Regions from separate parts of the Homo sapiens genome. Here region 1 is linked to region 2. Evidence: chromatin contacts called from ENCODE Hi-C or POLR2A ChIA-PET data. All regions are on one chromosome and are shown on one strand. The core of a region is the stretch at or near the end of the contact, and the rest is flanking DNA. Distances in the headings are between cores, read along the strand shown.

Region 1 (6,414 bases), core at 50-2,549, 38 kb before region 2:
GGGATCTCACTCTGTCGCCCAGGCTGGAGTTCGGTGGCACAATCACGGCTCACTTGCAGCCTTGACCTCCCTGTGCTCAGGTGATTCTCCCAACTCAACCTCCTGAGTACCTGGGGCCACAGTTACGCACAACCATGCCTGGCTAATTTTTGTATTTTTTTGTAGAGACAGGGCTTTGCTATGTTGCCCAGGCTGGTCTCAAACTCCTGGGCTCAAGGGATCCACCTGCCTCAGTCTCACAAAGTGCTAGGATTACAGGTATGAGCCATGGTGCCCAGCCTGCATTTATTTTATTTTAATTTTAAATTTTTTACAGATAGGATCTTGCACTGTCACCCAGGTAGGAGTACAGTGGCGTGATCATAGCACACTGCAGCCTCAAACTCCTGGGCTTAAGGGATCCTCCTACCTCAGCCTCCTGAGCAGCTGGGGCTACAGGCACATGCCACCACACCTAGCTAATTTTTTTTCTGTTAATTTATGCAGCGACAAGGTCTGGCTGTGTTGCACAGGCTGGTCTTGAACTTCTGGACTCAAGCAAACCTCGTGCCTCAGTCTCCCAAAGTGCTAGGATTATAGGCATGAGCCACTTCTCCTGGCCCTGCATTTGTGAAAGGTCCTTAGATAATGCTGATGGAGCTTGCCTGCAGACCAATAACTGAGGACCACCCAGAAGGCGGAAATAACTGGCCCCAGGTACACAGTGAGGTACATAGGTACTCAGAAAGCCAGGGCTGGGACTTCTGACAGGAGTCCGCCTCTCTGTAACCTCCACGGGCTCCTTTTGCTGTCAACCCCATGCCGTTATGTGGATGAGCAAAGAACACAGTGGTGAATATTTTCATGCATTGGTGCCAGGCTTTCCAGCCAAAATGTGGCTTGAGATGAACAGTATCAAATAAGACCTCAAAGAATGATTCTACAATTTTATCATCTGTCTATTCTTTCTCAATATCTTACCACTTAAAATGTGGTCTGTGTACCAGTGACATCAGCCTCATCTGAGAGCTTGTCGGATGTGCAGATTTCAGGCCCCATCCCAGACCTGCTGCATGAGAATCTGCATGTTCACAGGCCCCCAGGTGGGTTGCATACACAAGCAAGTTTGAGAAGCACTGTTGTGTGTCATTTTTGCAGTTGCTATCAGATTGGACCCTTCCAATGAGACCCTTTCCTGTCTCCTTCCTCCCCGCCTCACCTTGGTCCCCTCAGTGGAGGGCACCTGTTGCTCACTTGTCAGATTGTCAGGCTCTGAGCCACGCCTGTCATGGGCAGAGTGACTGTGTGTTATGTTGTCATATTGGGGTGTGGCTGTGTGCTGTGTTGCCCTCTCAGGATGAAACAGGAAGCTCCCAGCTGCAGGCAAGGCTCCAGGCTCTCACCGCTTCTGCCTCTTCCTATGGGCTCTTCATTCAGATTTATTCAAGAATTGTGTTCAACTATAACCCCAGCACTTTGGGAGATCAAGACAAGAGGATTGGTAGAGGCTAAGATTTCAAAACCAGCCTGGGCAACATAGTGAGACCCCATCCCTACAAAAACATTAAAAATACAAAAATTAGCTGGGTGTGGTGGTGTGCCCCTGTACCTTCAGCTACTTAGAAGGCTGAGGCAGAAGGATTGCTTGAGATTAGGAGTTCAAGGCTTCAGTGAGCTAGGGTTGCACCACTACACTCCAGCCTGGGTGACAGAGTGAAACGCTATCTCTTTAAAAACAAACAAATTATGTTTAAGACAGTGGTAGGCCAGACGCGGTGGCTCACACCTGTAATCCCAGCACTTTGGGAGGCTGAGGTGAGTGGATCACCTGAGGTCAGGAGTTCAAGACCAGCCTGGCCAACGTGAGGAAACGTCATCTCTACTAAAAATACAAAAATTAGCTGAGCATGGTGATGCATGCCTGTAGTCCCAGCTACTTGGGAGGCTGAGGCAGGAGAATCACTTGAACCCGAGAGGCAGAGGTTCCAGTGGGCTAAGATCACACCACTGTACTACTCCAGCCTGGGTGGCAGAGCAAGACACTGTCTCAAAAAAAAAAAAAAAAAAAAAAAAAAAGGCAGTGGTAAAAGATCTACATGGTTCCTGCCCTCATGGAATTTTCAGCCTAGCAGAGAATTTTATGGTTTTATTTGTTTACTTATTAAACAAATAACCTGATTTAGTCCCAGGGTCAGTTAGGGCCCTTTACATTGAGATGTGGAGGCTGTGATCCAGTTAAGCTAAGAAGCAACAGGCAGAGTGGATACCAGGGGACATGCAGGCCTGCACCAGGCCAACACTAGTTATAGGGTCAGGGACCTTCTCTCTCTGACTCATGCAGGTTTTACTGCCACTGCAATGGAAAGGTTCTAGTTCTTGGTGAGAACATGGGACCTGCTTAGTGTCCAGGCTCAGGACTGCCTCCGAGCTGGGCAGGCAACATGCTCCGTCCAGATGTGCGAGACTTGGAAGTGAAGCTGCAACTCAAACTAGGGTCTGATGAGGCCTCCTCTGGGCATTTACCTCCTTTGGGACAGTGGCAGTGAGGGGCGGTGGAGGAGGGCATGGGTTCTGGGGTCAGAGTACTTGGGTTTGAATCTTGAGCTAGTGTAGACCAGCATGTCACCTCGCTGTGCCTCAGTGTCTTCAAGTTTCAAGACGGTGGCATCTCCCTTACGAGGGCGCTGTGAGGATTGAGTGATTCGGGGAATGGCTTCAGAATGTGGCCGGGCCCACAGGGAATGCTTCACAGCCGCCGGTGGTGGTGGTTGCTAGGCTGAGGTAACATTTGAGATTTCCTGACCAAAATGCCCTTTGAATGCCACCCCCCAACTCTGACTCTCATCAGCTTCCCCACGGTGGCCGGGGCCTCATTCCCAGCCCTGTTTTACAGATAGGGAAACTGAGGTTCAGAGTGGCCTGCTCTAGGGCTCAGCCTGATCTTCTAGCCAAGGAATTCTTATCCTGGGGTCTGAGGATGAAATTCAAGTGATTAATGGAAAAGATTTACACTTTTGTTCTCAGTACCCTCTACGTGAAACATGAACTTTAAATGTGAACTTAGATGACAAATTATAATAGGAGTAATGGTACCTCCTCCTTTGTCCCCAGTGGAAAGCAATCACAGGTATTTTCGTATCACATTGCGGTTGCTGCGATGTTTCCAGCCATCATTAAAGCTCATGGTTAAAGGTCACTACTTTAGAATTACAGGAGCGATTAGAGCTGCCAGTAGATCTTGTTATTGAATGTGCCTGCAAAGAAGCACTCACGTTGCTGCATGGCAGTTCTGATACCTGTGTTTAAGACTATGTGCCTTTCTGCCTTTTTTCCCTAATCCCATGTATCTTGTTTTGTGAACTTAAAAACATCATTCTGACAAGGGGCCAGTAGGCTTCATTACAGCCACAGGGAGGACCCTCCCATCCACCACCCCCACCCCCAGGGTCGCCTCAACTGCACACCCCCCTGCCCATACCCTGCTGGGTGCTGCCACCCACCACTGCTGCTCTGAGCTGCCTCACTCCTTCCAGTTCGTCCTCCTTTTCCTTCCCTGCGACGTTCCTTTTTGTGAAGCAGGTGCTGGATAAATAATTAATAGGGTGGGAAGAATGTGGAGAGAATAACATAGCTCGTGTTTATTTTTAAGCAGCTGCTCCAGGTGCAGTCTAGGTGGGGAAAGTGGTTGAGGGGAGGCTGCTGCCGAGTGGTGGGAAGAGGCTTTGCAGATAAGCCCGTGCACTGAGAAGTCAGGGTGTTGGGGGGCAGAATGGGGCTCCAGGATGGGCAGCCCAGGGAAGGAGGGTCTGTGACCAGAACAATAAGTGGGGGATGCCCAGGGAGTATCAACATTTCAGTGAGAAGCTGAGGAAAACTCCTAGACTAGCAAAGTCGTGAGAGGAATTTGATTTCTGTGATTGAAAAGAGCAGAAATGGTGCAGCTTAAAGCTGGCTCCAGGGCTGGAGCGATCCCAGCAGAACGGGGTCTCCTCTTCCTTCTTTCCCTCCTTCCCTCTCTCCGTCACTTTTTTTCTGTGTAGGATTCACTGTCAGAGAGGCTTTCTTCAAGGCAGAGCCTCTGGCAGGCCCAGACTTATTATGGCAATACCCGCTGCAGAAAGAGAGCTTCTCCTTTCTAATAGTCCCAGAAACGTCCTAAGATTAGATTCCATTGTTCTGTTTGAGCCATGTGTCCATTCTTTTTTTAAAAAAAGTTTTATTAAGATAAAATTCACACACCATACGATTTAACCATTTAAAATGCACAAGTCAGTGGCTCTTAGTATATTCAGAGTTGTGCAGCCATCACCCCAAGTTTTAGAAAATTTCATCACCACCAGAAGAAACCCTCTACCACTTGGTAGTCACCCCATCCTCTCCTGCCAAACCCCAGACCTCAGCCCCTAGCAACCACTCATCTGTTTTCTGCATCTAAGGATCTCCCTGTTCTGAACATTTCCTATCGATGGAATAGTATAATATGTAGTCTTTTGTGAGTGGCTTCTTAGCATAATATTTTCAAGGGTCTGTCCTGTTATAGCACATAACGGAACTTCATTCCTTTTTTAAAAGATATAATTCATGTACCAGGTGATTCACCCCTTTAAAGTCTCAAATTCAGTGGTTTTTAGTATATTTCCAGAATTGTGCAGTTATCACTAGGAGCAATTTTAGAATGTTTTCATCACCCGGAAAGAAACTCTATATCCATACGCAGCCTCTCCCCATTTCTCCCCAACCCCCAGCCCTAGGCAACCACTCATCTGCTTTCCGTGTCTGTAGGATTGCTTGTTCTGGAAATGTTGTATACATGGAATCATGCACTGTGAACTCTTGTGTGTCACAGAAGGATCATGTTTCCATGGTGCGTCTGTGTCATAGCATGTATCAGTGCAGTAACCCCCCTTATCCAAGGTTTTACTTTCTGCAGTTTCAGTTACCCACAGTACAGTACAGTAAGATATTTTGAGAGAGAGACCACACTCACATTACTTTTATTGTAATATATCGTTATAATTGTTCTATTTGATTATTGTTGTTAATCTCTTACTGTGCCTTATTTAGAAGTTAGACTTTGTCATAAGTATGTATGTATAGGAGAAAAGATAGTATATATAAGGTTTGGTGCTATCCACAGTTTCGGACATCCCCTGGGGGTCTTGGAATGTATCCTGTGGATAAGCGGGACCACTGTACTTCATTCCTTTTTATTGTCAAATAATATTTCATTGTGTGGCTATGCCATATTTTGCCTATTCATTCGTCAGTTGGTAGACATTTGAGGTGTTTCCATTTTTTGGCTTTTGTGAAGAATCCTAGGCCGGGCACAGTGGCTCATACTCCTGGGACCTTGGGAGGCCAAGACGGGACGATCACTTGAGCTCAGGAATTTAAGACCAGCCTGGGCAACATAGTGAGACTCTGTCTCTACAAAAAATATAGAGGAAAAAACAAAAAGAGACTCCTACTGTGAATGTTTTTGGGTGGACAAACGTTTATCTTCTTTATTTCATTCCATCTAGGAGTGGAACTGCCAGGTCATGTGGTGTCTTAGTCTGTTCAGGCTGCTGTGAGAGAATATCACAAACTGGGTGGTTTACAAATAACAGAAACTTTTCATTCTTCTGGAGACTGGGAATTCCAAGATAAAGGTGCTAGCATATTCGGTGTCTGGTGAGGGCCTATTTGAAAAAAAACCATTGTTTCCACATTGAATTTTCTTGGCATCCTTGTGGAAAATCAATTGACTATAAATGTGAGAGTTTATTTCTAGAATTTCAGTTCTTTTTCATTGATCTAAACATCCTTATGCCAGTTCCTTTTTTAAAAAAACAAATCTTATTTTGTATATTCGAGGTTTGCAACATGATGCTGTGGGATATGTAGAGATAGGAAAATGGTCACTATAGTGAAGCAGATTCGCATAGTTAGCTCACGTGCTTCCTTGATTACTGTGGCTTTGTACAGGTAGTAGCTGTTGGAATTGAAAAGTATGAGTCCTCCAGCTTTGTTCTTTTTCAACATTAGTTTGGCTTCTCTGGGTTCCTTAGTTTTTATATGAATTTTTGGATCACCTTGTCAATTCTGCAAAAAAAAAAAAAAAAAAAAGGCAACTGGGATTTTGAGAAGGAATGACGTTGAATCTGCCAGTCAATTTGAGGAGTATCAGCATCTTCATGATATTAAGTCTTCCCAGCCATGACCATGGAATTTTTTCTATTTAGGCCTTCTTTATTTCTTTTGATCATATTTTGTAGTTTTTCTATAGAGTACAGGTTTCAGATTTCATTTGTTTGTTTGTTTGAGACAGAGTCTCGCTCTGTCACCCAGGCTGGAGTACAGAGGTGTGATCTCGCCTCACTGCAACCTCCGCCTCCCAGGCTCAAGTGATTCTCATGCCTCAGCCTTCTGAGTAGCTGAGACTACAGGTATGTG
Region 2 (6,263 bases), core at 1,872-4,371:
GTGACAGAGTTGAGGATGTTTTTCTCACTAGCTCGTTCTGGGAAGACAGGTTGAGAAATTACTAATGCAGCAGGAAACAAGCCGTACTGTCAGGGTTGGGGGTAAAGCTTGTTTATGACTTTCACATTAAAGGTACAAGCAGAATGGCCTCATCAGTAAGGAGGGCGGCAGTTGTGCAGGCTTGGGTTTGACTCAAGGCTATGCCGTTTACTTTATCAGTGATCCTGGATTAGAACCTTTAGGGACTTCATGCCTCTATTTTCCCCTCTGTAAAATGGGACTAATTATAGCCCCTACCTCAGAAAGTTGCAGAGTTCACACCTAGCACAGAGAACGCACTAACTAGTTTGGCTGTGGCTGCAGCAGGGGTGTATACAGCTAATTTCTGGGTTCCTTAGATCCAGGGAAGAGCTGGTATTAAGAGGTGTTCAGGGGGCTGGACGTGGTGGCTCACGCCTGTAATCTCAACACTTTGGGAGGTCAAGGCAGGCGGATCAGGAGGCCAGGAGTTTCAGACCAGCCTGGCCAACATGGTAAAACCCCATCTCTATTAAAACTGCAAAAATTAGCCAGGCATGGTGGTGCACACCTGTAATTGTAGCTACTTGGGAGGCTGAGGCAAGATAATCGCTTGAGCCCGGGAGGTGGAGGTTGCAGTGAGCCGAGATCACAGCACTGCACTCCAGCCTAGGCGACAGAGTGAGAGAGAACCCGTCTTAAAAAAATAAAATAAAAAGAGTTGTTCAGGGCATGGGGGCCGGGGGAGCACACAGCAAGCACATTCACTGAGCATATTTAGGAGACGATGTAGATTTATCCATGTATCTCCACCCACGGTCAGTCCCTTTCCTCCCAGCTGTTGGTGAAATGGATCTCAGAGGCTGGGACTCTGGGATCTTGTTAGCATAAAGATGCCATCCCCCTGGCCAGCCCCTAAATTGCTGAGCTTAGAGACCAGACTGCAAGGTGCCAGGCACACCCAAAATAATGTACCTTCTTTTCACCTCAGGAAACTGGTTAGTGTGGTACATGTTTGGATTTTAGTATAGTGGCTAAGCCAAAGCTCTGTTAGTAAATTCCTACAGGAGCTCATTGGCAACTTGGTGCATGACAGAAAGAGCAAGACTTTGAGCCAAACAGACCTGGGCTCAAATTCCAGCTCAACTACATAGCAGCCTTGTGAACTTCACCTCTGCCTCAGCATCCTCATCTATAAAATTGGTGATAGTGGCAGAGATTTCACAGGCTTGTTGGGAGGATTAAAGGAAATATTACCTACTATGGAGCTTCTCGAAGGGAAGCAATTTTGACTTTGTTTTTACTTCTTTGTTCAAACTCTCACTTCAGTCCCAAAATGATTGAGTTGGCAGCTTAGATATTATTACAGTTGTTTGCCCTACTTCATGTCTTTTTTAAACATTGGAGCATCTGAAACTTCACTTTGGAAAAAGGGAAGCAGAGTAGGTATTTTTGGCACAATGACCTCTATCCTATGTGGGGTTTGTTTAAACAAAAAAAAGTAATAAAATATCTCCTATATCAGAGAGGTGTGTCCACAGCATATAAGAAGTTGTCTGGCTGGGCATGGTGGCTCACGCTTATAGTCCCAGCTTTTTGGGACGCTAAGGCAGGAGAGTCACTGGAACCCAGGAGGCAGAGGTTGCAGTGAGCTGAGATCGTGCCACTGCACTCCAGCCTGGGCAATAGAGCAAAACTCCGTTTCAAAAAAAAAAAAAAAAAAATTGTCTGCCATTTATAGACCAAAATCGTCCTGTCCTGCTAAAGTATAATCGATCTTGGTGACAGCTTTCTTCTCAGTGGGCTAAGCAAATTCACAGCTTTCTGCATTTCCCCTTGCATTTTTTTATTTTTGAGACGGAGTCTCACTCTGTCACCCAGAATAGAGTGCAGTGGTGTGATCTAGGCTCACCGCAAGCTCTGTGTTCTGGGTTCATGCCATTCTTGTGCCTCAGTCTCCCTAGTAGCTGGGATTACAGGGATCTGCCACCACACCTGGCTAATTTTGTATTTTTGTTTTTTAGTAGAGAGGGGGTTTCACCATGTTAGCCAGGATGGTCTCGGTCTTCCAAAGTGCTGACATTACAGGCGTGAGCCACCGCGCCCGGCCTCCCCTTGCACTTTTAAAATGATGTCTGGGAGTAATAACTGAGAATGGTTACTTGGTTTGGTTATCACGTATCTCCTATGTTGATGCTGTGTAACATACATCTATGATACTTTGTTGGTATGTGATAACATATTGCTTATGCGTGAGGTGATGGGCTAGGAGGCTTAACTGGTCTTAGCTGAGCTGGCTTCTGTGTCTGGGAATCAGTAGGTGGATGCAGGAGGGCCTTGACTAGGAAGAATGGAAAAACTGGGCTGTGAAACAGAAAGATCCACAGATCTTTCATCCTCCTCCCAGGACCAGTGGGCGAGCCTGGGCATGTACATCAGGGAGCACAGACAGGAGAAGCACACCCATATGGGTATCATCCAAGCTGTGAGCATGTCACATCGCCAAGGGGGATTACAAGGCAGAAACCAGAGTCAGTGGGAGGGCACTGCAAAGTCACGTGGCAAAGAGGGGCACAGAGAACGGTAGATGGGGCCATTTGTACACTTGCACAGATTAATGACCTGTTCTAAGTGGGAGAAAGGGTGGCTGTGGGCATGTAGCAGTGCTGTGAAATGCTAAGGCAAGTGATATAAATAGGGAGAAGATAGAACAGACCAGTAATTCGAGCCAAAACCATCCATGAATCCAGAATGGGGCCCAGAAAGACATCACTGTGTATTCTGGGATAGGGCCAAGTTTAATAGATTGCCCAGAGTCCTACTTGCCTTTACTTTCACAAAAAATTTTTAATTTACACAGTGCAATTGACTTTTGCTCTTGTTCATGTCTGTGAATTTAAACACATGCATAGATTTGAGTAACCACCATCACCGTCAAGATATAGACCAGTTCCTTCACCCTAAAAAGCTGTTTTCCCCTCATTTCCTTTCTAGCTGCACCCTCCCCCACCTCTAAGCCCTTGTCCCTCCCCCTCTAGTTTTGTCTTTTCAAGAATGTCACATAAATGGAATCATACTGTAAGCAACCTCTTGAGGCTGGCGTCTTTCAGCATGTGTGAGAACCGTCAAGTCGTTGGGTGAGTCAGCAGTGTTTTTATTACTGAGCAGAGTTTGGTTAAATGGATATACCACGGTTTATCTAGTCATAAAGGAATAAAGTTGCGTTGGTTCCAGTTGTTGGCAATTTTGAATAGAGCTAGTGGAAACATTCAAGTGCAGCTTTTTGTGTGAACAAAAGTTTTCATTTCTGTGCGGCAAATACCTAAGAGTTGAGGACTGGATCCTATGCTAAATGTAAGAAACTGCATTCCCACAGCGTATGAGGGGCCCAGTTGCTCTGCACCCTGGGCAGCATGTCATACTGTCATGATTCTTTACTGTGGCTGTTCACAAGGATGCAGAATATTTCATCATGGTCTTAATTTGCATTTTCCTAATGAGTAATGATGTTGAGCATATTTTCATGTGGATGTTTTCCTTTAACACATCCTCTTTGGGGAAGTAAGTAAGTGTCCAAGTATTTTGCCTGTTCTTAGAAACTAGGCTGTTTGTGGTTTTACAAAGATTTGAGTTTTGGGAGTTCTTTGTATATGTTAGATGCAAGACCTTTGTCGAACATGTGAGTTGCACATATTTTCTTCTAGTCTTCAGCTTCTTTTCAGTGTCTTTTGCATGACACCTTTTTAATTTTGATGAAATTTACTTTTTGTGTCCCAGATCATGCTTTTGGTGTCATGTCTACCAATTGTTAGCCTAAACCCAGGTCATAAAGATTTTCTCCTAGGTTTTCCTCAAAGTTTTATAGCTTTACATTTTAGATCTGCGATTCATTTTGAGTGGACTTTTGTGTCAGGTCCAAGGATTGGGTCAAGGTTAACCTACTTCCTGTGGCTGACCCGCTCCCCCCACCCCCAGCGTAAGGTCAAGTGGAGGGAGGACAGGACTAGAGGCATTACGGGGTGGCCCCACCCTCTTGGGACCACAGCTCTTATGATTAAAGAGGAACGTTATCCCCTGTATTAATTTCTTATTGTTGCCCTACCAAATTGGCACAAAGTTAGTGGCTAAAAACTACAGATTTATTCTCCAGCTGCTGTGGAGGCCAGAAGTCCGAGATCCGTCTTACTAGGCTACAGTCAAGGTGTCGGCAGGGCTGGCGCCTTCTCGAGGTTGTGGGGCAGAATTTGTTTCGCGGCTTCCTGGCAGCCACCCTATGCCATGGCCCCTTCTTTGCTTCCCAGCAATTACTCTGGGACCCTGAGATTCCATGGGGTGGACCTAAAGAGTCCAGGATCATCTCCCCATCTCAAAAGCCTGAATGTAACCACAGCTGCTGGTCCCTCTTGTTGTAGAAGCTCACATATGAAGACGCTCCAGGGATGAAGAGCTGGGCATCCTTGGGGCACCATTGATCTTACCGCCACCTCCCCTAGAGTGTCAGGTGCTTGAGGACTGCTCAAGGCTGAGGCATGAGAGAAGGGGCAAAAAGAAACAAGATCGCCTCCACCCTTTCTGAGCAGGAGTGCCCTTTTCCACTTCTGGACCCAGAGCTGGAGGGCTTCTCTGACAGCCCTGTCTGTTCACCCCCTGCCCACTTTTGGGGTCAGGCTGCCTGTAGTTCAGGCTGGAGGATGCTACAGGGGAAAAATGGTGAGCTCACTGCGGGTTTCCTGGGACAGCAACAACTGGTCATCTCTGTAGTCTGGCTGCTATTTAGTTTCCTGAGTTATTGACTAGCTGCCTCATGCATCCACTCCAGGTTTGAAAGCTGACTTGGAGGGGAGACACAGGGGGAGGTGACCTTACTACATCATACCCAGACCTGGAACCTCTTCCTCAGTATTGTCTATCCTGAAGTATTATGGAATATTGGTGCATGGAGAGAAGGACTATGGAACCATGTATCATATCTTATCAGGGAGAGAATGACAGGAGCAGGGGAATACCACTAACAGTGGGGATGGTCAGCCCTGATGGAGGACTTCTGAGTGCCAGAATTACCTTCTTCATTCTTCACAGAATTCCCTATGAGGGCAGTTACCATGTGCAGGCTCATTGTACAGATAAAGAAACTGAGGCTCATGGAAGGTCATCAATGTCTCAAAGGACCCACGCTTAGTGCTTGATGGAGCCAGGATCTCAGACCCAGACCTCTGTGATCTGAGTCCCAAGTCATAACCATTTCAGCATGTAGTTGTTCATCAGCCTCCCTTTTCAAGCTGCCAAATTGCTCTCCATGCCAGACCTCAACCCTGAGGTCACACTCTGGGCCACATCTCTGTCGGGGTCCATCGCATCTTCGTTCAGCCAGCTCCTAATGCAGCCGTGCTGACACCCGTTTACCACTACCCTGGGGCGGGAGTGGGTTCCTGATTCCTGTCACCTCCTGTCTTTTCCGTACTGTGCCAGCCAGTGCCTGATACTGACCTGCGTTTCCAACCCCCTGGAATGGAAAGGTTCAGAGGGCAGGAACCAAGCTCGCCTCTTCCCCTCTTCTCCCAGCTTTGTAGCACATGCCTGGAAACCAGTCAATGCTTGATGAATGTTTATGATGATGCAACAGATGTTTTCCACTGATTGCCCACGGTACATCCTGGGCCCACACAAGAGGACGCTGGATCCACTTCAGAGACTTGGCTTGTCTTATGAGTCCAGAAGGGCTCACGTTTGCAGCACCGCTCTGTTTTTTCTTTTTTTAATTAGTTTGGCAAAGATATTCCTAGTCACCAGTTAGTCCAAATCCTGCAATATTGTCTCTTCCCAACGGATCCCTAAATTGAGCCAGCATTTCCAATTCAGCCCACGCTACCTGGGCTCCTGCTGGGTGTCAGGCCCTGTGCTAAGCCTTTTCCACACAGGGTGTCAAGGAATCTGCAACTCAGAGGGATAGGACCTAGTGTTATTCCCTTTATAGATGAGGAAATTGAGGCATGGAGAAATGGAGGAACTTGCCCAAGATCACAGCTAGTAAGTTTTAGAGCTGCTGTTAGAGCAAGAGATTGTCTCAAAAGAAAAAGTTAGACCCAAGTTCTATCACCCAGGGTGGAGTACAGTGGCACAGTCTCCCCTCACTACAGCCTTCGCCTCCCAAGTTCAATTTTGTTTCCTCAGCTTCCCAAGTAGCTGGGATTACAGGGACCCACTACCACACCTGGCTCATTTTTGTATTTTTAGGAGAGGCAGGG

The links. A loop is a pair of places that touch in the nucleus more often than their neighbours do. ChIA-PET counts read pairs that join two places held with the same protein, here RNA polymerase II (POLR2A). Pooled maps may share reads with other maps.
Region 1: a pooled map shows a loop between it and region 2 (2.2-fold over the local background). The contact joins two enhancer-like sites. A Hi-C loop is called at or near these places in 2 of 37 single-sample maps with no recorded cell type and 4 of 50 pooled maps. POLR2A ChIA-PET finds 5 or more read pairs at or near these places in 5 of 52 experiments (HEK293, MCF 10A, activated CD4-positive, alpha-beta T cell and 2 more).

Annotation. Positions count from the first base shown.
Region 1 is chr16:12,499,697-12,506,110 of GRCh38, forward strand. The region is part of intron 19 of SNX29 (sorting nexin 29); the gene reads left to right. Among named protein-coding and RNA genes, the nearest start is that of SNX29-AS3, 110 kb to the right of the region's middle. Within about 2 kb of position 1,300, at least 2 of the 41 ENCODE cell types and tissues checked have a DNase peak (open chromatin) inside an H3K27ac peak, as active enhancers do.
Region 2 is chr16:12,536,262-12,542,524 of GRCh38, forward strand. All of the region lies in intron 20 of SNX29 (sorting nexin 29), which reads left to right. It also overlaps a transcript of SNX29-AS3 not described here. Among named protein-coding and RNA genes, the nearest start is that of SNX29-AS3, 72 kb to the right of the region's middle. Within about 2 kb of position 3,122, at least 2 of the 41 ENCODE cell types and tissues checked have a DNase peak (open chromatin) inside an H3K27ac peak, as active enhancers do.